Linked DNA regions of Mus musculus: all the other regions are linked to region 3. Evidence: chromatin loops called from intact Hi-C (ENCODE). Cell type or tissue: heart. All regions are shown on one strand.

The links. Peaks named below come from ENCODE experiments on the same cell type or tissue, not always from the same donor. Only the 100,000 strongest peaks of a DNase experiment are listed, where the experiment ranks them.
Region 1: a loop joins it to region 3, with 3 times the contacts of the local background. A loop is called at or near these places in 5 of 42 quality-filtered maps.
Region 2: it touches region 3 in a loop (4-fold over the local background); 2 of 42 quality-filtered maps call a loop at or near these places.

What each region holds. Positions count from the first base shown.
Region 1 is chr4:94,826,119-94,834,118 of GRCm38, forward strand. It overlaps Tek (TEK receptor tyrosine kinase), which reads left to right. Exons shown (of 23, transcript NM_001290549.1): 9 at 1,138-1,282; 10 at 1,552-1,707; 11 at 3,766-3,900. Among named protein-coding and RNA genes, the nearest start is that of Tek, 91 kb to the left of the region's middle. In heart, a CTCF peak has its summit at 1,523; a DNase peak (open chromatin) is centred at 4,003.
Region 2 is chr4:94,735,367-94,743,366 of GRCm38, forward strand. It overlaps Tek (TEK receptor tyrosine kinase), which reads left to right and starts at 3,923. Exons shown (of 23, transcript NM_001290549.1): 1 at 3,923-4,326. The coding sequence starts at 4,275. In heart, a CTCF peak has its summit at 1,244; DNase peaks (open chromatin) are centred at 3,645 and 4,095; H3K4me3 peaks cover 3,085 bases; H3K27ac peaks cover 2,782 bases.
Region 3 is chr4:94,666,221-94,674,220 of GRCm38, forward strand. The region is part of intron 13 of Ift74 (intraflagellar transport 74); the gene reads left to right. Among named protein-coding and RNA genes, the nearest start is that of Mir872, 5.1 kb to the left of the region's middle. In heart, a CTCF peak has its summit at 3,680; no DNase peak of the experiment used is centred here.

The DNA of each region.
Region 1 (8,000 bases), 160 kb after region 3:
TTCTTGTCCTGTCCCTCCTCCTTGTATTCAGTTTTAGATATTCTGTACCTGGAGGCTTTTTTTCTTGAGCATTGGTCTCAGGATATGGGTGTTTGGGATCCGTCTAATGCTTAGTGTCACTAATGCTTGCACTGAGCTCCAGGTAAGGTCCCATGCTCAGCTTCTTTCTTTGCTCTTTGGTTGATGGAATCTTGCTCCTTGCTATGGCCCAAAGGTCTCATGATGGAGATAGTTCTTAGCCAATAAAGACTCAACAATCTATCTTACAGAGTACACACTTGTGTAGTGGGGTAAGGCTATGAGGTGCTGCCTGACACTGAGTTTCACTGTGACATGCCTGATACTAGATAAGGTCTAAGACTTGGAGTTAATCTCTCTACACTGCAACGGAAGGGAGGCATCTCTTTCCACACTATGCTCCTTGGAGTTGGGGGAACTCCAAGTAAGTTTACCTTCTTCCTTCTACAGGATACCTTTTCTTATTTTCATGGTAAAAGTCAGCACTGGATTCTCTCACTTGATTCCCTCAGCTCTCTCAAAGGCATTTTGTTGAGTGGATAGCTCTTTGGGTTTATTGCTCTGTGAAGAGACCATTGTTGGTACGTCTAATTCAGCTGTCATCTTGGTCTTCTGCTCATAACTGTTTAGCATTGCCTGCCTCATGTTTGCACAAAAGGCAACTGGATGGGTGAGGTTAAGTATCTGAGGAAGTAGACAAAAGTGTCCATGTGTCTTTAGATCCATGTGTCTTTTCCCTTTGCCCTGTTCCTAACAGCCCCTCAAATATGCAGGAAGCTACTTTGTCCTTCCATTCTACCATATCAAAAAAAGGAAAAAATGCTACCCAGGGCAGTTTTAAAAGAATTAAACTCCTTGCTGGTAAGTGTTTATTTGACACTTTCAAACAGAAATACAACAGCAGGATCTGGGAGGGCACCAGTCCAATACAAACTTTCAGGGCTGCTACAATAGCTTTGGAAATAAGCCAGTGATTATATTAGCATTGTACTTAGCTCCTCAGTCTCTCCTAGAAAACTTCCTACTAAACAATGAGCTGAAGTATGTGTTATGAGCCTTTGTGTGTAAGTACCCCAAGAAATTCTAATAGTTTTTTGTGTGTTTGACTGACTGTTCTAGCCAAATGACTTCAACTATACAGATCGTTTCTCAGTGGCCATATTCACTGTCAACCGAGTCTTACCTCCTGACTCAGGAGTCTGGGTCTGCAGTGTGAACACAGTGGCTGGGATGGTGGAAAAGCCTTTCAACATTTCCGTCAAAGGTAGGCTTCTTGCACTATAACAAGGGCACTTTCTTGAAGCAGTGAGGGGGTCTGCTGAGTCATGGCACAAATTTTAGATTTTATGCCTTCATGTAATCAGCACTGACTGAAGGATTGTGCGAGAGGGCTCTTTTAAGGAATCATTTTAAAGCAGGGATAGCTGTGGGGAGACAGGCTTGAATTGAAACTCTCGGGAGAGCTAGCTACAAGATTAAACAATAGCGCCCCTAGTGCTCAAGAATGACTCTAACCGCTAAAATTGCATTTAGTTCTTCCAGAGCCCCTGCACGCCCCAAATGTGATTGACACTGGACATAACTTTGCTATCATCAATATCAGCTCTGAGCCTTACTTTGGGGATGGACCCATCAAATCCAAGAAGCTTTTCTATAAACCTGTCAATCAGGCCTGGAAATACATTGAAGGTAAGGTTTGGATGCAAAAGGCACCAACTGGAAGTCTAGTACCAGAAAAAAGATGTTCCCTATATATCAAAGTCCCCTACGCTGATATATCAGTCCATGCTAATAGAAGGACATAAGAAAATTTTGGTACATGCAGAAGCCATGAAAGTTCTAGGAATGACTTGCTTATTAACACTGAGCACTCTGGCACACAGACGTAGCCATACATTGGGCTACCATCTATGTAGCATTTCTTCTCAGGTCTCTGAACTACCAGTCATGATTGTAGAACTCTACCACATCTGGCCATGGTGGGAAGCATGATTATACAATAGGAACAGGAAGGTCTAGGGCCATGATGGAAAGGCTGAGGTACTTAATCTGCCTGAATCTTGAGAGCAATTATTTCTTCTGTGTTAGACACACCCCACCCCGCCTTTTGTTTCTTACTTTGTCTCATTCTGAAGACACTTAACACAGAGGGTTTTACTTTAAAAAAAAAAAATTTGACCCTGGAAAAATTTAGTCTGTGGAGACAGGATTGCACTTAGGGTAGGGAAGGGGGGGGGGGGATTGTGATGAGAGCTGCCAGCCCCTCCCAGCGGAGGAAAAATGCTGTAACTGAGACAAAAGATTGTGAATGTCATGAAAAAGGTAAATGTGTCTTAAAACATATTAGCTGTATTTGCTGCGTGATAATGTAAAACTATAAGTTTTAAAGAGTAAGTTAAAAACAAATAGAGCATTGTCAACTGCTCATGCTCTTTTACAGGGGCCACCTTGCCGACAGTCCCACCTTTGCCCTGCTAGTGGGCAATGTGGATTCTGCTACTCCCAATTTCATCAAATTATGCCTAGCTTCCCTAAATTATTTCCCCTAGACTTTCCTTTGTTCTACCGTATGTAGACATTTGTGAATATTATGAAAACTAAGGAAAAGGAGGCTTGGCTCGTGCAGGGGACCTGGCTTCAATCTCCAGCATCCCTGTGGTGGCTCAAATCGGTCCAAACTCTGGTCCCAGGGGATCTGACTTACTCTTTTGACCTCCACGGGCACCGGGCACCCACATTATATATTTATGTATACAGGTAAAACACGCTCCCCTACATAAAAAACAAATAAACAAAGCTAAAAATAATATAAGAAAAATGGGCCTGACTTCATAATGCCGCTGAATTAGATACACAGACTAAAGTGACACTCTCTATTACCGAACTCTTCATATTCCATTGTACATACAGCCCAAACTTAGTATCTCAAGGATCTAAGGTTGATTTCTGGCTTTTCTGTTTTAATATCAATAGTTGGGGCTTTTTTTTTTGCAATATGGCCTTAATAATAAAGAATAATCTAAGCACTGTTAAGCATAGTTCTCTTTTTCTTTTGCCAGTTAACAACTTATAAAGTAAGTCAGAACTCAAACTTTGCAGTATCCATAGCTATAAAGACAGAGATGAAGAGATGGACAAAACAAATGTTTAAGAGAAAAGCACATGCCTGTTATTGGTGGAGCATGTTTTTAAGGGACTCCAGCACTGTGGGAGTCTGACTGTTAGAGATCCATTGTCTGGTAACATTAAACAAAAACCTCTGGGCCTTTTGTCTCTAGACAACTAGATTGTAATCAGTTTATGTCCCTGAAAACAATGAAAATAACAAACATTTTATATTATGTTAATTGAGCCCCCAAGTATGGCATCCTATGAGGTAGATCTATTAGGATTAATTTTTCAAATGAAAATGCAAAAATGCTAGGGCAGAAATGTATACACAGGGCCTAAAAATATAATGCTAATGTATATACCAAAACGTAAAAATATACGTGCTAATATATATACTAAGACCTAGAAATATACATGCTAATGCATATACCCAAAACCTGGAAATACCTGTTCCAAGTCTTAATTTCTCTTACATTGGAAACTGTACATCCTTGAAGATGGAATTACCCCTTTATTTCACGGAGACACTGATTTTTAAAAATTTAAAAATTTAGTTTGCACTGCAAAGGCAGCCACTCTGGTTTACAGAACATAACAGGATGCATGCTGAAGCTTTCGGACTTTCTCTCTTCCCAGTGACGAATGAGATTTTCACTCTCAACTACTTGGAGCCGCGGACTGACTACGAGCTGTGTGTGCAGCTGGCCCGTCCTGGAGAGGGTGGAGAAGGGCATCCTGGGCCTGTGAGACGATTTACAACAGCGTCTATCGGTCAGTTGAAGCCAACAGACATTTATTCCTGAGCTGGGTGGGAGGGGGAGGAAGAGGAAAGAGGAAGGAAGACCAGGAAGGGTGGTGTTGGGTGAGTGGGTGGGTGGGGATGGAGGTGGAAGGACTTTGCTGTGGAATGGGTGGGAAAGTGACAGGAAGACTCTATACTTCAAGCCAAACAGTTCCTTTATTTGGGCTGGACTGCTGGTCCGTCTCCCTGGGGGAGGGGGACTGTGGCCATTCAGGGGGACAGGGGAGGAAGCAGATGAGCCTTCAGGAAGGCAAGGACATCCCTGAGATTTACTTAGCAGCCACTGTGTTGAACCTTGACTTCTGTATATCAGTCCCCCCCACCCCCCAGCTTCCTGTTTCCATTCCATGGGGCCACTCCAGGCTTCTGCCACAAATATGCCTCAGAAATTCAAGTTTATTTATTTTTTAAAAAATAATTTCTATTTTTCAAAGTAATTTGTGCCCATAGTTCAAACATCAAATAGAAGGAAAGGCTTTTGTCTGAAGAACAGTCCTCCTCAGCTCCACCCCTCCTCCTCCCCCAGCCGTACTTCCTATCAGCAACTGTTTCTATGTGAAGCTATTTCTTACAGGGTTTACCTTCTTGTTGCTAAGTCAGTGGTTTGGACATATCAGAACCACCAGAAGAGTTTATTAAAACAAGTTGTTGGACTTTATTCCCAGAATTTTTTTAAAATATTTTTTATTATTTTGTGTGTATGTCACTCACTCCCCTGACCTCCTGCATGTATGCATGTGTGCACAATTCGTTCATGCAGTGTCTGTGGACGTCAGAGAGGGCTTCAGAGCCCCTTGGACTAGAATCATAGCCTGTTGTGAACCATCATATGGGTCTGGAGATCAAGCCTGGGTCCTTTAGAAGAGAAGCCAGTGGTCTTAACCCCTGAGCCATCTCTCCAGCCCCATCTGCACTGAACCTTTGACCCAATAGGTTTGAAGCAAGGCTATGGTTCAACAATTATGGTTTCTAATACATTCCTCAGAGATGGTTAATGCTGCTGCTGGCCTTGGTCCACATGGTTTAGATAATATGTATAGAAGCATCATTCTCTGTTTCTTTCTATCCTTCCTGTATTTCTTTCTTCTTTTCTTCTCTCTCTCTCTTTCTTCTCCCTCCCTCCCTCCCTCTCTCCCTCTCTCTCTCTCTCTCTCTCTCTCTCTCTTTCTTTCTTTCTTTCTTTCTTTCTTTCTTTCTTTCTTTCTTTCTTTTCTTTCTCCCTTTCATTCTTCCTTTCTTGTTATTTTGTTTTGTTTTTGTGGCTTTGTGGGTTGATTTTTTTATTTTTTATTTTTATTTGTTGTTATTGTTTTTTTTTTGTTTTTTTTTTTTGTTTTTTGTTTGTTTTAGATGAGGCTTTACTCTACAGTCCAGGCTGACCCAGAATTCACAATATAGCTCACCCTGACCTCTGTCATAATTCTTATGCTTCAGCCTCTGGAGTACTGATTTACATGTATGAGTAATGCCTCGTAGAATATTTATCGATTTATTGGTGGTATTCAGTGGCCTTGCATTGTGTAAATAGAGGAGTTATCAATTTGTGCAGACTCCTCGATGGTAACCTGGCTTCCAGCTCTCTGCCACTCAGTGCCCTCCTTTGAAATAGTAGAGTGACCTTTATAACATTCTCCTCTTGTCCTTTGAGTTGTTCAGTGTGTTTAGTCACCTTGCTACTATCTCCTGATGAGTGTTTTATACTTGCAAGTTCTTGTGTGTTCTGTAGCAAGTCACAACTGTTTAGGTGTCCTCGTCACTTAGACCAATTCCCAAGACAACCACTTAGGGAGGAAAGGTGTGCTCTGGTTCATGGTTTCAGATGGTTTGATCCATGGTCCTTCAGCTCTGTCTGTGTGGGCAGGACATACTGGTGGAGGGGGCTTGTAGCAAAGGGATCTTCTTCTCTTTATGGTAGACATGAAGAGCAGGATAGAGGAAAGGACCAGGTACCAAAACAACCACTAAGTACCCACATCCAATAAGTTAATCATCTCCCTAAGTTTTGCTTCTCTAGAATGTCTTAAAGATGAACCGCCCTCTAAGAGCCAAGTCTTCAGTATATGAGTTCTTCAGGGGACAGTTTGTATCCAAACTATACTAGCTTCCAAACACAGAAGCCTTGAACTCTAAGTCCCAAAGCTCTTATTGCTCTAGCCCCTTATGACAGAAGTTCATTGCCCAGGGCTTAAAGTACCAATGCCTAGCAGCTAAGTTACAGCTCTTGGGCTTTGGTTGTTTGGTCCCTAGATGCTTTATCTTAATGGCTCTCTTGGGCCTTTCTGATGCTGGGGTTTGTAGTCCTTGCAAGCATGACTCTCACCCCACCCCACCCCCTACCCCGCTCCTTAGATCCTCTTTCATTTGTACAGTCCCAGGATTCCTGCTATCTCACACTTTCTTAATACTTCCACTATCTGTCTACACTGCATGTAGACTCTGACCTCCATTTCTCTGTAAACTCTCTAATTGCTTCTAGGGTTACAGTAAGATATGGCAACCTATCACAATAAAAATTAGCATTAACTCCACAGAAAGAATAAAAGTTTCTGGGATTTGAGGGGAAGGGGTACCTGCTCTGCCATCGCTCTGCACTCAGAGGCGGTGGATGCCCCCATAGGTCAGGACTGGATCAAGAGAGGAAGGTCACAACCTGACTCACATGGAAATTATTCATGGCCAGAACATAAAACACTCCACAGACCAGAAGCACCGCCATCAGTCCTCAGAATACATTCCAGCCAGGATGCATTTAGAGGCCTCATGGAATATTTCCGAGTCCTCCAGGGGTCGGTGGAAAGGGAATTCTCTAGCTCCTCCTTTCCCACCAGTTGAATCTTGCTGATGCTTGCTGTTTTAATTCATCTGGCACTTGTACTGTTTACATTTTAATTGATGTGGGAAGGCCACGGAGGCCAGGAGAGGGGAAGAGAACATATTCTGAGATCCTTTGCAGAAAAAAGAAAAGCCAAAGCTGGGTAAATATACCCTGTCATTTTAATTCTTTCAAACCTTATTTTTTTTGTCCTTTCTCTTTTTTTAAATTTAATTTTATTTATAATTCATTTTTTACAACTCCATATTCCATTCCCCATCCTTCCCCTCCCACCCTCTGACTGCTCCACATCCCACACCTCTTCCCCACCACACCCTGTCTCCACATGGATGCCCCCACCCTCCACCCCATCTGACCTCTAAACTCCCTGGGGCCAACAGTCTCTTGAGGGTTAGGTGCATCATCTCTGAATGAACACAGACCTGGAAGTTCTCTACTATATGTATGTTGGGGGCCTCATATCAGCTGGTGTATGTTGTCTGTTTGGTAGTCCAGTGTTTGAAAGATCTTGGGAGTCCAGATTAATTAAGACTGCTGATCCTCGTATAGGATCGCCCCTCTTCTCAAATTCTTTCAGCCTTCCCTAATTCAACAACAGGGGTCAGCTTCTTCTGTCCATTGGTTGGGTGCAAATATCTGCATCTGACTCTTTCAGCTGCTTGTTGGGTCTTTTGGAGGGCAGTCATGATAGATCCCTTTTTGTGAGCACTCCATAGCTTCAATAATAGTGTGAGGCCTTGGAGCCTCCCCTTGAATTGGATCCCACTTTGGGCCTGTCGCTGGACCTTCTTTTCTTCAGGCTTTTCTCCATTTCTTTCAGACAGAAACAATTATGGGTCAGAGGTGTGACTGTGGGATGGCAACCCCATCCCTCACTTGATGTCCTGTCTTCCTGCTGGTGGTGGGCTCTACAAGTTCCCTCCCTGTGAGTCCTGAGAATCTCTCACATCCCAGGTCTTTGGTATACACTGGGGGGGTCCCCCCAATCTCCTCCCATTTCCTGAGGTTTCCTGTTTTCTGCAGGCCCTCAGGGCTTCAGTCCTTTTCCCTCACCCAATACCAGATCAGGTACCCCCTCCCCATCCACTTTCCCTCCCAAGTCCCTCCCTCCCTCCCTCACCATTTATGATTGCTTTTTTCTCTCTCCCAAGTGGGACCGAGGCATCCTCACTTGGGCACTTCAGCTTGCTGAGCCTTTGTTTGTTTGTTTATTTTTGTTTTTTGCTAATATTCACT
Region 2 (8,000 bases), 69 kb after region 3:
AGGCTGTGAGCAATGAAGACTTGATGAGTGACCATCTCGCACAGTGGACGCTTGTGTCTAGAAGGTAAGGGCTTGGCAATGTTTCCCAGGTTTTCCATTCCTGGTTTATATGGCTTGAGGCCAGTGGACTTCACAATGTCTCAGCTTCCAGGTCTTTATACAGAGCATATTAGCCACATGTGGTAGCTTGTGCCTGTAATGCTGGCACTTGAGAGACCAAGACAGGAGGATTGCCACAAGTCTCCATCCAGCCTAGGTGCTGTGTCACTCTGTCTCACCCCTGACCCAGTCCCACCCAACATCAAACAGGCTATCACTGTGACACTGGTACTGAGTCAGAATCACCCAGATTAAAGATTCTGGGAGATCAGTCCTGGGGATGCGGGAAGTGAGACCAGTTATTTAATAATTCTTATACTCATGAGATGATGGATCCAGATGAGAAATTGTAAAAATTTTAGGTTTTATAATTGAAGAAATAGGTGGTTTCTTCAGGTTACATCTCTCCACTGTTGGTCATTTCAGCTAAGGTCACTCCCCATTGATTCCTGTGAGGCTCTCACATCCCAGGTCTCTGGGACTTTCTAGAGGTTCCCGCTGCTTCCCAGCCCTGAAACTGCGTATTTCCATTCATTCTCCTGGCATTCTGGGCTTCTCTCCTGTCCCCCGCCCCACCCAACACCTGATCCTGCCCCCTTTCCCTCCCCCTTCTCTCTCTAAACCAGGTCCCTCCCTCCCTCTGCTTCCCATGATTATTTTGTTCCCTCTTCTAAATGAGTCTGAAGCATCCTCACTTGGACCTTCCTTCTTGTTAAACTTCATATGGTCTGTGAGTTGTATCATGGGTATTCTGTACTTTTTTGGCTAATGTTTCACTTATCAGTGAGTGCAAACCAGGCATATCCTTTTGAGTTTGGGTTACCTCACTCAGGATGATATTTTCTAGTTCTATCCATTCGCCTGCAAAATTCATGATGTCCTAATTTTTAGTAGCTGAATAGTATTCCATTGTGTAAATGAACCATATTTTCTGCATCTGTTCTTCAGCTGAGGGAAATCTGGGTTGTTTCCAGCTTCTAGGTATTATAAATAAGGTTGCTATGAACATAGTGGAACACATATCCTTGAGGTATGGTAGAGCATCTTTTGGGTATATATCCAGGAGTGGATAGTTGGGTTTTCAGGTAGAACTATTTCCAATTTTCTAAGGAACCACCAGATTGATTTTTAGATAGACAGGGCCCCTAGTGGAGAGATGGGGCCAAACACCTACCTTCAAAAATTTGGTCCAGAATTGTTCCTCTCTAAAAGAAATGCAGGGACAAAAATGAAACAGAGACTGACCAACCCAACTTAGGATCCATCCTATGGGCAAGCACCAAACCCAGACTCTATTATTGATGCCATGTTGTGCTTGCAGACAGGAGCTTAGCATGGCTGTCCTCTGAGACACTCTATCAGCAGCTGACTGGGACAGATGCAGATGCCAACCCTTGAACTGAGGTCCAGGACCCCTATGGAAGAATTAGGGGAAGGTTTGAAGGAGCTGAAGGGGATGGCAACCCCATAGGAAAAACAAGTGTCAACTAACCCTCAGAGCTCCCAGAGACTAAGCCACCAACTAAAGAGCATACATGGGCTGGTTTGTGGTCCCTGGCAGAGGACTGCCTTGTCTGGCCTCAGTAGGAGAGGATGTGCCTAATCCTCTAGAGACTTGATGCCCCAGGGAAGGGGACAAGGAGGGGACAAGGTGGAGATTGGTGTGGGGTAGTGGGGGTTGGGGGTGGGGGTGGGGATGTGAATGGGTGAGTGAGGGAGGGAATGAGTGAGTGGGTGGTACAGCATCCTCTCAGAGGCAAAGGGGAAGGGGAGTGGATAACAAACTCTGGGAGCAGGGACGGGGAAGGAGGGCAACATTTGTAATTAAATAAATAAAATAATTTAATAAAAAAAATGAAGAAACAGGATAACTTGGGAATGGTTACAGCAGGGCTGGGATTAGAACCCAAAAAGTTTATTCTGAGACTCTTTTCCAATACCAAGCTTAAAGTTTTCTTCAGAATTCTATAGAATGCCTTTTTGGCAGAAGTTCTTTGGACTTTAATAAAGAACATATTGAAGAGATGAAAAGAAGCTTACTAAGATCTAATGAAAATCAAGATGTTAGGCACAGTGCCAGATACTTTAACATAGTAATATGACTCTTTAGAGTTTTGAGACAGGGCCTCATATAGTTTATGATGAATTCACTGTTTTGTCAAAGATGACCTTGAACTCTTAATCCATTCCCAAAGTGTTGTTGTCATATGTTTGCACCACTCCTGGCTTCATAGTGTTTTTAAAACACCCATGGAGAGTCGGGTGTGAAGATCCACACGTCTAACCTCAGCATCTGGTGAATCAAGGCAGGAGGGCGGGTGGTTGCAGGCTGGCTATAATATCTAAGTTTCAGTTAGTAAGGGCTGCATAATGAAACACTGTCTTAAACACAAAACCAAAACCCATGAAGGAGATACTATTGCCATTTAAAAGTCTCTGGAATGGAAATAGCTATCATAATCTTACCTCTGAGCCAGTGTCTGCCCTCAGGTGTGCCTGAGGACTGAACAGGGCTATGCACTCCTCAGGTTGGAAACATTACTAGTCCTCAGTGTCTGCTCTTGACCTGTTAACAGCTGAGTCAGGGTCTGCCCTCAGCTGTGCCTGAGGACAGAGCTGAGCTATCTACCCCTGCAGATTGGAAGCATTACAGGCACTCAAGATCAGCCCTGAAGTGATAAAACCTAAGGCAGAAATCCACCAAGACTAGCAGTGCCTCCGTGTCTCTTCCTGTGGCTGGTGGGAAAGGGAGGGGCAGTCCTTCCTTGATGCAAGGTCGTGTGTCTAGTGGCATGCTTGCTTCATTCCCAGTGAGAGCAAGTGATCACCTGGGTAAGGAAGGTTCAGGTGCCTGAGCTTGCTGGAGAATTCATCACTCATCCATCACTCTGCTCCTGTAGACATAATCACTTCTGTTGGGTCTTTATAGAGATGATTTATAACTTTGTTGTTTATAGTTTTTATGAATGTGTGTATTCATTTAGGTCACATGGGAGGTGCACATTTTCAGGTGTCTGTCTTTCCATCACACGGGCTTTGAATTAAACTCAGTCTTGGTTTTACCGGCTGAGCCATCTCACCTGCCTGATTATTTAAAAATCTCCGGAGTAATCCAAGAGTGTGGTTTATGATTGTAGTATCAACACTCGGGAGGCTGAGGGAGCATCGTTATCATGAGCTCCAGGCTAGTTCCAGGCTTGCCTAAGCTGTAGAGCAAGTCACTCTCTTAAAAAGTGCCTCTCCCATATTTTTGTATATAATTTGCATCTGAAATTCTGTTTGCCAATAACTATGAAATTATTCACATTACTAAAATCTTCCTGTGCCAAGTTCTCCAACGAATTAGATCACACTCAGATGAAATGCTAATAAAAATTAAAGCTGTAGCCAGTAGCATGCGTATATTTGGGCTCAGGGCCAACAGGCAGGCGATCTGGGTGTAAGAAAATAGGCTAATGGCTGTGGAATCTGGTCTCTAGTGGCTCCGCTGAGAGCTGACCTCAACCACGCTCCCTCAAATTGATTGCCTTCCAGGTTATGATTTCTCATCACAGGAAACTTTGTTGCCCAATTCAAACCCTGTGAGTGAAAACAAAAACAGGAGAGCAAGTGCTGCTCCCCGTGCCCCAAAGCCCCTTCTGTCAGGGATCCCAAATGCACCCCAGAGAACAGCTTAGCCTGCAAGGGCTGGTCCTCATCGCATACCATACATAGGTGGAGGGCTTGTTATTCAATTCCTGGCCTATGAGAGGATACCCCTATTGTTCCTGAAAATGCTGACCAGGACCTTACTTGTAACAAAGATCCCTCTGCCCCACAATCCAGTTAAGGCAGGAGCAGGAGCCGGAGCAGGAGCAGAAGATAAGCCTTGGATGAAGGGCAAGATGGATAGGGCTCGCTCTGCCCCAAGCCCTGCTGATACCAAGTGCCTTTAAGATACAGCCTTTCCCATCCTAATCTGCAAAGGAAACAGGAAAAAGGAACTTAACCCTCCCTGTGCTCAGACAGAAATGAGACTGTTACCGCCTGCTTCTGTGGTGTTTCTCCTTGCCGCCAACTTGTAAACAAGAGCGAGTGGACCATGCGAGCGGGAAGTCGCAAAGTTGTGAGTTGTTGAAAGCTTCCCAGGGACTCATGCTCATCTGTGGACGCTGGATGGGGAGATCTGGGGAAGTATGGACTCTTTAGCCGGCTTAGTTCTCTGTGGAGTCAGCTTGCTCCTTTATGGTAAGTTTTGGCTTGATGTTTATTTGTGTGTGTGTGTCATGTTTTAACAACAGTGACTTCTCGCCATTCTCTCTCTCACCAAACCTTCGATTTGGTGACCCTGACACTGCTTTTCTGAGACTCTCCAGTTTACACATGGCAACGGTTTTGAAGTTCAGATTCCAGCGGCACCAGCTGGGTTTTCTAGCCATCTCTTGTAGACAGATGCTGCCTCCTGGGTTGCACGGTCTCTCCCAGGACTGAGTAAGTCACCTTATTTGAAGGGATCTGGTTTTTTTTTTTGTTTGTTTGTTTTTTGTTTTTTGTTTTGTTTTGTTTTTTTTTTTGGAGTATTCTTTCTTGCCTCTCATTCTGGTGTTTTCTTATCCATAACAACAAATTTGGGTTGTAATCACTTTAAAGAAAGACTTCAATGATTTTTTTTTTTTTTTTTGGTAGAAACAAAATTCTTACCTAGCCATGTACAAAAACGTCATTGTTAACTAAAAACAAGACCACTTTTCTGTAAAGATTGTGTATCTCCATGCTTTTTAATTTCAGTAGTCCAGTTAAGGGCTTTTCGTCTTTTAGGTAGGGGTCCAGGAGTTAGGGCTATGCCACTGACTTTAATTTTTTGATGTTTCACATAAAGATTAGCCCTAGCAAGCTAACTAAAATGTAGTCAATTACCAAGCTCACCGGATTCAGTATTTTGCCAAGTCCTGTAGTGGCACCTCTAGAGAGGGCAGCCAGGATGAGCTTGGGTTCTGTATGTGTATCACAGGCTCTACACAGTGGGGTGCCTTGTAACTCACTCAGCATAGGTAAACCATGCTAGGAGAAACATGGGGACCCAAACTGCAGATCACAGACACATTATCATTGCCATAGGATTCCCCGAATTGGTTTGGAAGTATTCTAATTATTATGATAAAAATGTAATTGACACAGGAGATGAATTTGGGAAAATTTATCAAACTTAATGGTGAGGCTATATATAGTATAGCATTTGATACAAAGAAATACTTTTGATGTTACTTTTATATTTTTCTATATGTTTAAATATTTTGTTAAGTATTCAAAAAAATTTAACCCAGTAAAGTATGATAATTGTGTGCAATTTCTCATGTAACTTTTCAATTTGATTTCAACAACCAACATATCAGAAATTTAATAATATTTAAGAGTAATGTAAATTGCTGAAAGAGTATCTAAGATGGTGCCAATTACTTATGTAGTAACTTACTTATAATTAACATAACAGCATAATATATTGCTGTAAATTTGGATTCGTCTTTATATTAATGTAGAGACAGGTTGATGTCTTTGTTACTATGTACTTTTAAATAATAATTATGGTTCCTCACTTTCATCTTGCTTTCCACAAGTCACACTGATCAGCGTTATAGAATATGGGACTGATTTTACACCAGAGACTATAATAATACAAAGTCCAAGTATCTAGTTCTGCTCTGACTTAGTTTTAAGTTAAATAAACTAATAGTATGTTCACATACGTATGTGCACGCACACATACACAGAACTATTTTAACTTAGTCTTTCTCCTTAAGTGACTTTTTTATGGCATTTTACAAATAAGTTTAGAAAAGTTGTCATGAATTCATACAAAAAAGTTCTGTTCCAAAACAGTTGTCTCACTGATGCTAGAAACTGATTTCTGGAGCGAAGATGACAAGAAGGAGGAGGTCATGTTCTTGTCAGAAAGTAGAACACAGAAAGCTTGGTTTCTGCTGAAGGTCTCTGTTAATTCCTGACTTTCATTCTGTACCCAAGCTTCCATGAACTTGAGTGAGGCTTGGTGATCACACAAACAGCCTCAGGAGTTCTTCCTTCAAGTCAGACTCTAATAGTGTACTTCATTAATGTGGAAGGGGATATAGAGCTTATATGTCTAGTCTACTTGGTGGCCTGATATTCCTTTTTTGTTGAACAAACATAATGGAAGAATAAAGACTCTGTATTTGCCTCAATAAAGGTTGCTCTGGGTAGCAAAGCAGCCTGCTAAGGCATAAACTGGAAGAGGTTTGTGGCTTCCATAACAACTCAGATTCTGGCGCTTGCTCCTTCCACTGGAGTATTATTGCCAATTTCAGCTTGCAAACAAGTTCTCATAGAACTTAGCAGTGTTACCCCCTCTTTAATTCCATATCTACACCAAACCTGGCTGCAGGCTCTAAAGAATTGTGTACACTTAAAAAAAAAAAAAACACCACTTCTGTTTCATCATGGATGTCCTATATGATTCACACTGATAGGAAGTCTTCAGGTCACACATCTTCAGCTGTCTTTCCTGTCTTGTGTGACATTTTAAACAACTGGATTCAGAGATAACAGAGATGTTGTCTGGGCTGGCAAAGGAAACGCAATAGTAAGGTCAGGAAAGTGGTCCCAGGAGCCTTCTCCTTGGACTGGGATCAGGACACCTCTTGGGATTGTTTTCCAAGGGAAGATCTGGCCTTCTACAGAAACTCTCCCTTCCAACCATTGCTCTTGTTAGCACTTCCCCCTTAGCCCTACCCTGAAAGAACTTCCAGGAAGAGTCTAATTTTTCTATGACATCTCTCCAGGAGGAAAGAAATTATCCAAGTCGATCTCAAAAGACTATGCTGTGTCCTTTTAGAACTTTCCTAATGCTGTGACCCTTTAATACAGTTCTTCATGGTGTGGTGAGCCCCAGCCATAAAATTATTTTCATTGCTACTTCATAACTATAATTTTGCTACTGTTGTGAATCATAATGTAAATATCTGATAGGTGACCCTCAAAAGGGTCATGATTCACAGGTTGAGAATCACTTCCCTAGGGGCTCTGAATTCTTCCAAAGATATCAGTTTGTTACTTACAGTTCCACCGATGTCAAAAGACAGGTGTGACCAAGTTACCTCTGACCCCTAGTAGAAGGTTTTCTAGTTAGCACACCAAATCAGGATTCAGGAAGTTTCTTTAATCTGGAAAGATGGGTCCAAAGCAAAAGACATCATTTTAAAAATAGTGAAATGTCAACTTTGTTATTTGGGTTAAAAAAATAGATTATGGATACTCATTTTAGGAGAAAAGTGGTTAGTTTAAAATTCTTGTGGATAATAAGTAGTTTTTGATGAGACACAAAATTAATAGGAGCTCTGCTTTTATGAAATATGATGCATAAATTAGGTGCAAGTAAGAAATGATATCACTTCAACATGCTGCTTAGAGTACACCCATTAAACATTGCAGAGAACCTTCACAGCAAACTAGCAGGCAAGATGCAACAGTTTCAGACATGGATGAGGAATCACAAATTGGAGTTTACAACATTGAAGCCCAAAGTGGATAAGCACAGCACATTCATCTTTCATCTTTTGGGATGAGAATATTCAGTTCTTAGGGTTGCTCTAAGGATCAAAGATGCTGCTGCATGTCAAATGTTAGTCAGTAAGAACTCCCTCAGTTAAGTCAGTATAACTAAAGGAGTCATCTGCTACCAGCATCTGTACAAAGCAGCAGTGACACTATCTTTCCCAGCATCTAGGTAAAGCTCTCAGTACTTGTAGTCTTTTTCCACAATATCTCAACATGGTTGAGCCCTTCAAGGTTTTATCTGTTCATCCCTGGTCATGGTACATATCAAGGCCACATCAAAATCTATACATCCTTTTGTCTCAGCCCTTGTTCATGGAATCTTACCCTTTTGG
Region 3 (8,000 bases):
TTCTGGCAATGAACTTGTTGGTCTGTGCTTTTTGTTCTGAGATTCTGTGTGATGCCTAATGCTAAAGGACTGACTAGATCATTGTGGAGAGGAAGTTTCAGGAGAGCTCAGGATACAGGCGATTGTGTAGGTTATGCTAGCTGCTTTTGCCAAGTTGGCACTAAGAACTGTGAGCAAAATCCGAACAAAGAGGTTTGAAAACTTGCCCTGTATCCAGAATACCATATAAATTTAGGGCTAGGGAAGTGTGACCCTTCTAATATTTTCAAGATTAGAACAGCTTGAACCACCAAATAAAAACATTTTTAATTGCTATTTTTATTTTTTATTTTTATTTTTTTAAGGTTTATTTATTTTATTTATATGAGTACACTGTAGCTGTCTTCAGACACACCAGAAGAAGGCATCAGATCTTATTACAGATTGTTGTGAGCTACCATGTGATTGCTGGGAATTGAACTTAGGACCTCTGGAAGAAAAGTCGGTGCTCTTAACCACTGAGCCATCTCTCCAGCCCTACTTCTTTTTAGTCAAGTGCTTGCTACATAGCCCACACTGCACTCAAAATTTCAGTAATGTTGGGAACTCAGCCTCATAGGTGTGAACCAAATGATTACTTTTTAAAGTGTTGCATTTTTTTTGAATTATTTATTTTATGTATATGATTACACTATAGCTGTCTTCAGACACACCAGAAGAGGGCATCGGATCTCATACAGATGATTGTAAGCCACCATGTGGTTGCTGAGAATTGAACTTGGGACCTCTGGAAGAGCAGTGAGTGCTCTTAACCACTGAGCCATCTCTCCTGCCCTTAAAGGTGTTACTTTTGTATGAACATAGGAACTGTGGGAAAAGCATTGTTGCCTTGAGTAAGACAACAGTAAGTAAGACTGTAATAAAATAGGTAAAATAGGTTATTAATAGAGCCTTTTCTCTTAAGGTTTATATTTCATAGTCTTTCTCTCCTCCCCAACTCCTGATGCTAAGGAGGGAAACCAGAGCCTTGCATAAGAATGCCACATGCTTTGGGGAAAAAACACTGCTAGGAAATATTTTCATTATAAATTAATACATGATAGTTTATATCTCATGGTTTAGTCCCTCATAGTAACATTTCTTGGTCCATTTAGCCTGAACCAGACCTTTTTTTTTTCTAATCTTTACTCGTTTACATTAAATAAATTCTGTTAATAACAGTGTTACCATATAATGCATGTCCAAACTTTTTGTGGAATAGATGCTGAAGACAAGTAACTACCTTTCTGTGTAGAGTTACTGGGTCTTTTGAGCTTTACTCATTGCTAGCTTAGCTGAAGCTTTCTTAGTTCTGATGGATTAGAGATCAGTCATCTGTTCCTGATTTCCGAACTTTCATTTCTACTGCCTGTTTTCCTATTCCCAATTCTTGGGAGTTTATACTTTACAACACAAGCAAACAATTAAACAAACAGAAAGCAACTTTGTATTGTAGTTTCAAGAGGGCTTGGACAAGAGTCAGTATTGAGAAGTGGGTGTTCAGCTGGCCATAGTAGTGCACACCTTTAATCCTGGCACTCAGGAGGCAGGCAGGTCTCTGTGAAAAAGTTCCAAAAAAGAAGTGTGTGTTCAAGCTATCATCTTCACTTAGGAAGTCACTAGTTATAAAACTGACCTAGAATCTTTTAAGAGTTTAGTCACCTTGTGTGTGCTTTGTTTTCGTGTTCTGTTTTTTGTTTTGTTTTTTGTTTGTTTGTTTTCGAGACAGGGTTTCTCTATATAGCCCTGGCTGTCCTGGAACTCACTCTGTAGATCAGGCTGGCCTCGAACTCAGAAATCCACCTGCCTCTGCCTCCTCAGTGCTGGGATTAAAGGCGTGTGCCACCTCGCCCGGCTGTTTTCCTGTTTTTAAAGTGGTTTTTTGCAGAAGTACGCTTGTGTGTGTTTTATTGCGAATAACCATTCTCATACACTTTTATTGACTTTTCAGTTGGCCTCAGTTACCCTTTTTTTTGTTCTTAAGTATTATTTTTGTTTTTTTACTCTAATATGGTGGCAAATGCCTGTAATCCTACCAGATGTTAGGGGTAATCAAGATTTCAAAATCAGAGGACAGGCTTGGGCTACAAAGTGAAACCCTATCACAAAGAGTGCCCGGCCTAAAACTAAGTCTGATGGCATTTCCCTGTACTCTCTCTCAGCTTCTTAGAAGGCTAGGTTGGAAGAAGCTAGGCTGGAGGATAGCTTGAGGCCAGGAGTCAGAGGGGAACCTGAGCAATTAGCGAGACCCTGATATATCTGGTATATGTTTGATGTAATTCAAACAATACAAAAGTATATACAATAAAAAGTTGCTTTTGAAAGTCATCTGAGTCTTCTGAGGTAATCATTGTTCATGTTTAGTCTTTGATTAGATTTATTCCAAGTTTACAAACATTTTTAAATGAAATAAAACTATATAGTTCTTTTCAGCTTGAATATTTTCACCTATTGTATTAATTTCCTTTCTGTTGCTACAATAGAATATCCCAAGAAAAGCAACTTGAGGAAGAAGGCATTGATTTTGGTTTATAGTTTGCGAGGGGATATAGTCTATTAAGGTAGTAGGAGCTTGGCATGGGGCTAGTCCAAGCAGTCAGGTAGCAGAGAAATCACATTTCATCCTCACATGGGAAGTTAAGAGCCACAATGAACTAGGACCAGGCTATAAAGTCTTAAAGTCTGCTTCTAGTGCACTTTTCTTCTGGTATATCTTTCTCTCCCAAAGGCTCTACAAATCCCCAGTGTTACTAGCTGGGGACCAAATGTCTAAACATATGAGCTTATCAGAATATCTCATACTCAAACCACAAAACTATAATAAATATACACAAGTATATATATTTCATTTATCATTAGAAGATGAAAGGCTCAAGAGTGGTACCTGGTGCACATTAAGCACTGTGACAACTATTAGCTGCTACCATAGTTGTGGTTGTATAATATTCTGTACTATAGAATACAATATATACTATATATATAATATCTCAACAGTAAAACTCTTTCTAATTGTTATAAAAAGACAGTGATACCGCCAGGCGTGGTGGCGCACGCCTTTAATCCCAGCACTTGGGAGGCAGAAGCAGGCAGGAGTTCGAGGCCAGCCTGCTCTACAGAGTGAGTTCCAGGACAGCCAGGGCTACACAGAGAAACCCTGTCTCAAAAAAACCAAAACCAAAACAAAACAGTTCTACAAGGCCATGCATGATGGCATATTCCTTTGATCTCAGCACTTGGGAAATAGAAGCAAGTGAGTTCAAGTTCAAGGCCAGCCTGGTCTACAGTAATGAGTTTGTGGACAACCAGAGCTACATAGTCTAACCCTACCTCAGAACAAACAAACAAACAAAATAGTGACTTCATAGGTATTCATGTACATTCATGTGTTTTATAAAGAATAAATCTATACAACTTAAATTTTTAGCCATAATAAGACTGGTTTTATTACTTTTAATAATAAAAGTTATTACTTTTAATTTTGTTAATTTCTCACAAAAATTGAGCCATTTCCTATGGCTGGAAGCAGTATGTAGACATTGTTTCTCACCAGTGCAAGCTATAGAAATGTCCTAGCCTTTGTTAGTTAAAGTAATATACCCACTCTATGACAATTCCAAACTCTTTCGCCTGTGGACAAAGGCCCAAATGTGCAGTTTTACCAATATCCATAAGGTGGGGCTAGTTCTCTGAGAATCTGTTTATTAGGATAGGCTAGGATTGACATGCACAGTTAACAAAGTACAGTACCATACACACACTTTCTCAAGATGAATGTTTGAGCATTACTAACAATTATGCCTTCATTTGTAGAATCCATTATTATCCCAGATTTGGATTAGACAGCATGATAAATAGTATTTGACTATTAATCTACCATAGACATAAATATCTGATAATGGCAGGATGGTAGATATAATAGATGTGCACATAAAGTCTGTAGGGACTCCAAATCACTGTCCTATCATGAGATAATTACTTTTAATTTATTCTGTAATTTATATGTAGCTTTGAATAATGAAAAATACTTACTTTGTCTGTAGAATATAGTCTTTTTTGTAGCCATGTAAGTCTCTGTAACTTACATAAGATATTTCTTTTTTTTCATTTTTAAAAAGTTATTTATTCACTTTAATCCATATCACTGTCCCCTTCCTGTACCCCTTTCCACAATCCCTCCTCCCATGCCCACTTCTTCCCTGAGAGGGCAGAAGCCCCATCTGGGTATCTCCCATCACCCTGGCACATCAAGTCTGTGGGGCTAGGCACATTCTCACCCACTGAGACCAGACAAGGCAGCCCAGCTAGAAGAACTTATTCCACAAACAGGTAACAGTTTTAGGGATAGCCCCTATTCTAGTTGTTCAGAACCTACCTGAAGACCGAGCTGCACATCTGGGTATAGCATATTATGCTCTTTAGTTGGTGGTTCAGTCTCTGAGAGCCCCCAAGAGTCCAGGTTAGTTGACTCTGTTGGTCTTCCTTTCCAATACAGATAATTCATAAGGTTTGCTTTAGGAGTCTTGGTAGTGGTGTATGTTAAAATTAAAAATTAAGGCAGAATATTTTTGTCCTGCAACTAAACAAGTCTTGACTTGAGTCCCCACAGTGCTACTTTTAACTGTTGTTGGACACGCTCTTTAGTTGGACCCAACCCAACCTCATTTTCTTCATATTTTAAAAAAGTTTTCCCATTAATTTATTCATTTTACACCCTGATCACTGTGTGTGTGTGTGTGTGTGTGTGTGAGAGAGAGAGAGAGAGAGAGAGAGAGAGAGAGAGAGAGAGAGAGAGATACATTTGTGAATGCAGATGTGACCATGCTATGGGGTGTGTATATGGAGGTATGGGAACAGAGAACAACTTGCAGGAGTTGGTTTTCTTCTATTGTGAGTTTTAGGGATTTAACTCAGGCTTGCAGGACAAATGCTTTTACAAAACCATAGAGCCATCCACTAGCCCACTTTCCTCACCTTAAAAGGGAAGTAAGAGTTGTTCATGGCAGTACATGTATATAATGTCAGTACTCAGAAGACTGAGGCAGAAAGATTATGAATTCTAGACCAGCCATGGAGCTGCCAAGGGAGATGGATATATAACAAAAACTAAGATATATTATTAATTATCAATTTGTATATACTGCTTGAGGTCAGTTCCAGGGCATTTTGAGTCACAAAAGCAAAACCCTGTATAAAAGGTTGGTGGTGTGGGTAACATGAGTGCTTAATACTTAGGATTTTTGTGCTAAGAACTGATTCTGTGTTTGTGTGTGAGAAAGATGGGGGGTGGGGGTGGCAGGGGGGGTGGCGGGGAGGGAGGGAGGGAGAGAGAGAAAGTATAGTAATACAAAATTTCTCACATGTAACTTGTTAGCATTGTTATCATGTATTCAGTTACCTTATAAGTTGAAACTTTGGTATTTTGTCTGGTTACTTCCACAATCATATCTTTTTTTCTTTTATTGAATATTTTATTTATTTACATCTCAAATGTTATCCCCTTTCCCAGTTTTCCCTCCAGAAACCCCCTATGCCATCCTCCCTCCTCCTGCTTCTGTGAGGGTGCTTATCCCTCCACCCCCATCCCCATCCACTCCCGCCTCCCTGCCCTCGAATTCCCCTACAATGGAGCATTGAACCTTCCCAAGGGCCTCTCCTCCCATTGATGTCTGACAAGGCCATCCTCTGCTACATATATGGCTGGAGCCATGGGTCTCTCCATGTACTCTTCCGTTGGTGATTTAGTTCCTGGGAGCTCTGTGGGTGTGTGTGTGGGGGGGGGGGTCTGGTTTGTTGGTATTGTTGTTCTTCCTATGGGGTTGCAAACTCCTTCAACTCCTTCAGACCTTTCTCTAACTCGTCCATTGGGGGACCATGTGCTCAGTCCAATGGTTGGCTGCAAGCATCCACCTCTATATTTGTCAGGCACTGGCAGAGCCTCTCAGGAGACAGCTATATCAGGCTCCTGTCAGCAAAGCACTTGTTGGCATCCACAATAGTGTCTGTGTTTGGTGACTGTATATGGGATGGCTCCCCAGGTGGGGCAGTCTCTGGATGGCCTTTCCTTCAGTCTCTGCTCTACACGTTGTCTCTGTATTTGCCCCCTTGAGTATTTTGTTCCCCCTTCTAAATAGGACCAAAGCACCCACATTTTGGTCTTCCTTCTTCTTGAGCTTCATGTGGTCTGTGAAAATAACCCTATTAAAATTGGGGTACAGAGCTAAACAGAATTCTCAACTGAGGAATCTTGAATGGCCAAGAAGCACCTAGAGAAATGTTACATGAGAAATGTAACATCCTTAGTCATCAGGGAAATGCAAGTCAAAACGACCATGAGATTCCAGTTCACACCAGTCAGAATGGCTAAGGTCAAACACTCAGGTGACAGCAGATGTTGGCAAGAATATAGAGAAAGAGGAACACTCCTCTATTGCTGGTGGGATTGCAAGCTGGTACAACCACTCTGGAAATCAGTCTGGCAGTTCCTCAGAAAATTCGACATAGTACTACCTGAGGAACCAGCTATACCACTTCTGGGCATATACCCAAAAGATGCTCCAAAATATAACAAGGACACATGCTCCACTGTATTTATAGCAGCCTTATTTATAATAGCCAGAAGCTGGAAAGAACCCAGATGCCCTTCAACAGAGGAATGGATACAGAAAATGTAGTACATTTACACAATGGAATACTACTCAGCTATTAAAAACAGTGCATTCATGAAATTCTTAGGCAAATGGATGGAAATAGAAAATATCATTCTGAGTAAGGTAACCCAGTCACAAAAGAACACACATGATAGGCACTTACTGAGAAGTGGATATTAGTCCAAAAGCTCGGAATACCCAAGATACAGTTCATAGAAAACATTTTCCTATAAGTGTTTGTTGAAATGGCACTTCGAATTCCTAGCCTATGGATTCTCAGTGTATATATCCAAGGAAGAGCAGCTCATTGTTCTATGGATTCTCAGTGTATATATCCAAGAAAGAGCAGTTCATTGTTTAATGTGGTTATTGACCTAGCAAGATTGTTTTTAAAAAACTTAGAGTTGTGATATCTTAACACACCTGAAACTAGCTTGAAATGCATATTCTGAGGTACTACCTGAGACTTCAGTTTGAAACTGTGAGAATAGTGCTCAGTGTTTTGTATATTAGCAAAAAGTCATACTAATATTTGATAACCACTGCTTTGGAAAATCATTGAGGGCTTTATGTTGTATTTGGTACATGCCACGCACTACTAAGATGGAATCTAAAATAAATACTCTGTTCAAACAAACTTCTACAGAGTTTTTTTTTTTTTTCTTATAGGTAGTGAGGCCTTTTGAGCAATAATTTAATTCTTACCAATTTAGAGATTTTAGTATTTTGAAGCACTCTTACCAAGCTCATTCTGGCCTGGCACTATTGACTGTTGACTATATCTAAAACTATCCAAAAAGCTTTCGGGGTGTGTCTATGAGGGATTAAGTTGAGGTGGGAAGACTCGAATTAACTAAGAATAGGACCATTCTATAGGGTGGGGTCTTACAGTAAATATAAAGGAGAAAAAAAGCCACACACCAGCATTCATCTTTGTTTGCTTGTAAACTGTAGACCAGTTGTTACGACTTTCTTTCAGAATGGACTGTACCCTTCTTGTATGCCTTCAAGCAGTATGTAGAAATTGTATCTCACTACTGAGATATATATATTCTATCTCTATGGCAGCACTGAGATAAGTAATTAGTATATGCACAGTACCCCCCCCCCCCGCCTTAGTCACTCAGAGGCTTCTCACTCTATATTTTAAAGTACACCTTGTACTTATAAGTACTGTTGTTTCCCTGCTGAAAAGGGACATGTCTACTATAATTCAACTATTTTGCTAGTTGGACGAAGCCAAAAGTAAAAAGTTAGTCATTAATTTTTATGTACTCAACATAGCAATTTAAAAGTATTTGAAATAGGAATTTATTGCTTACTGCTACATTGGCA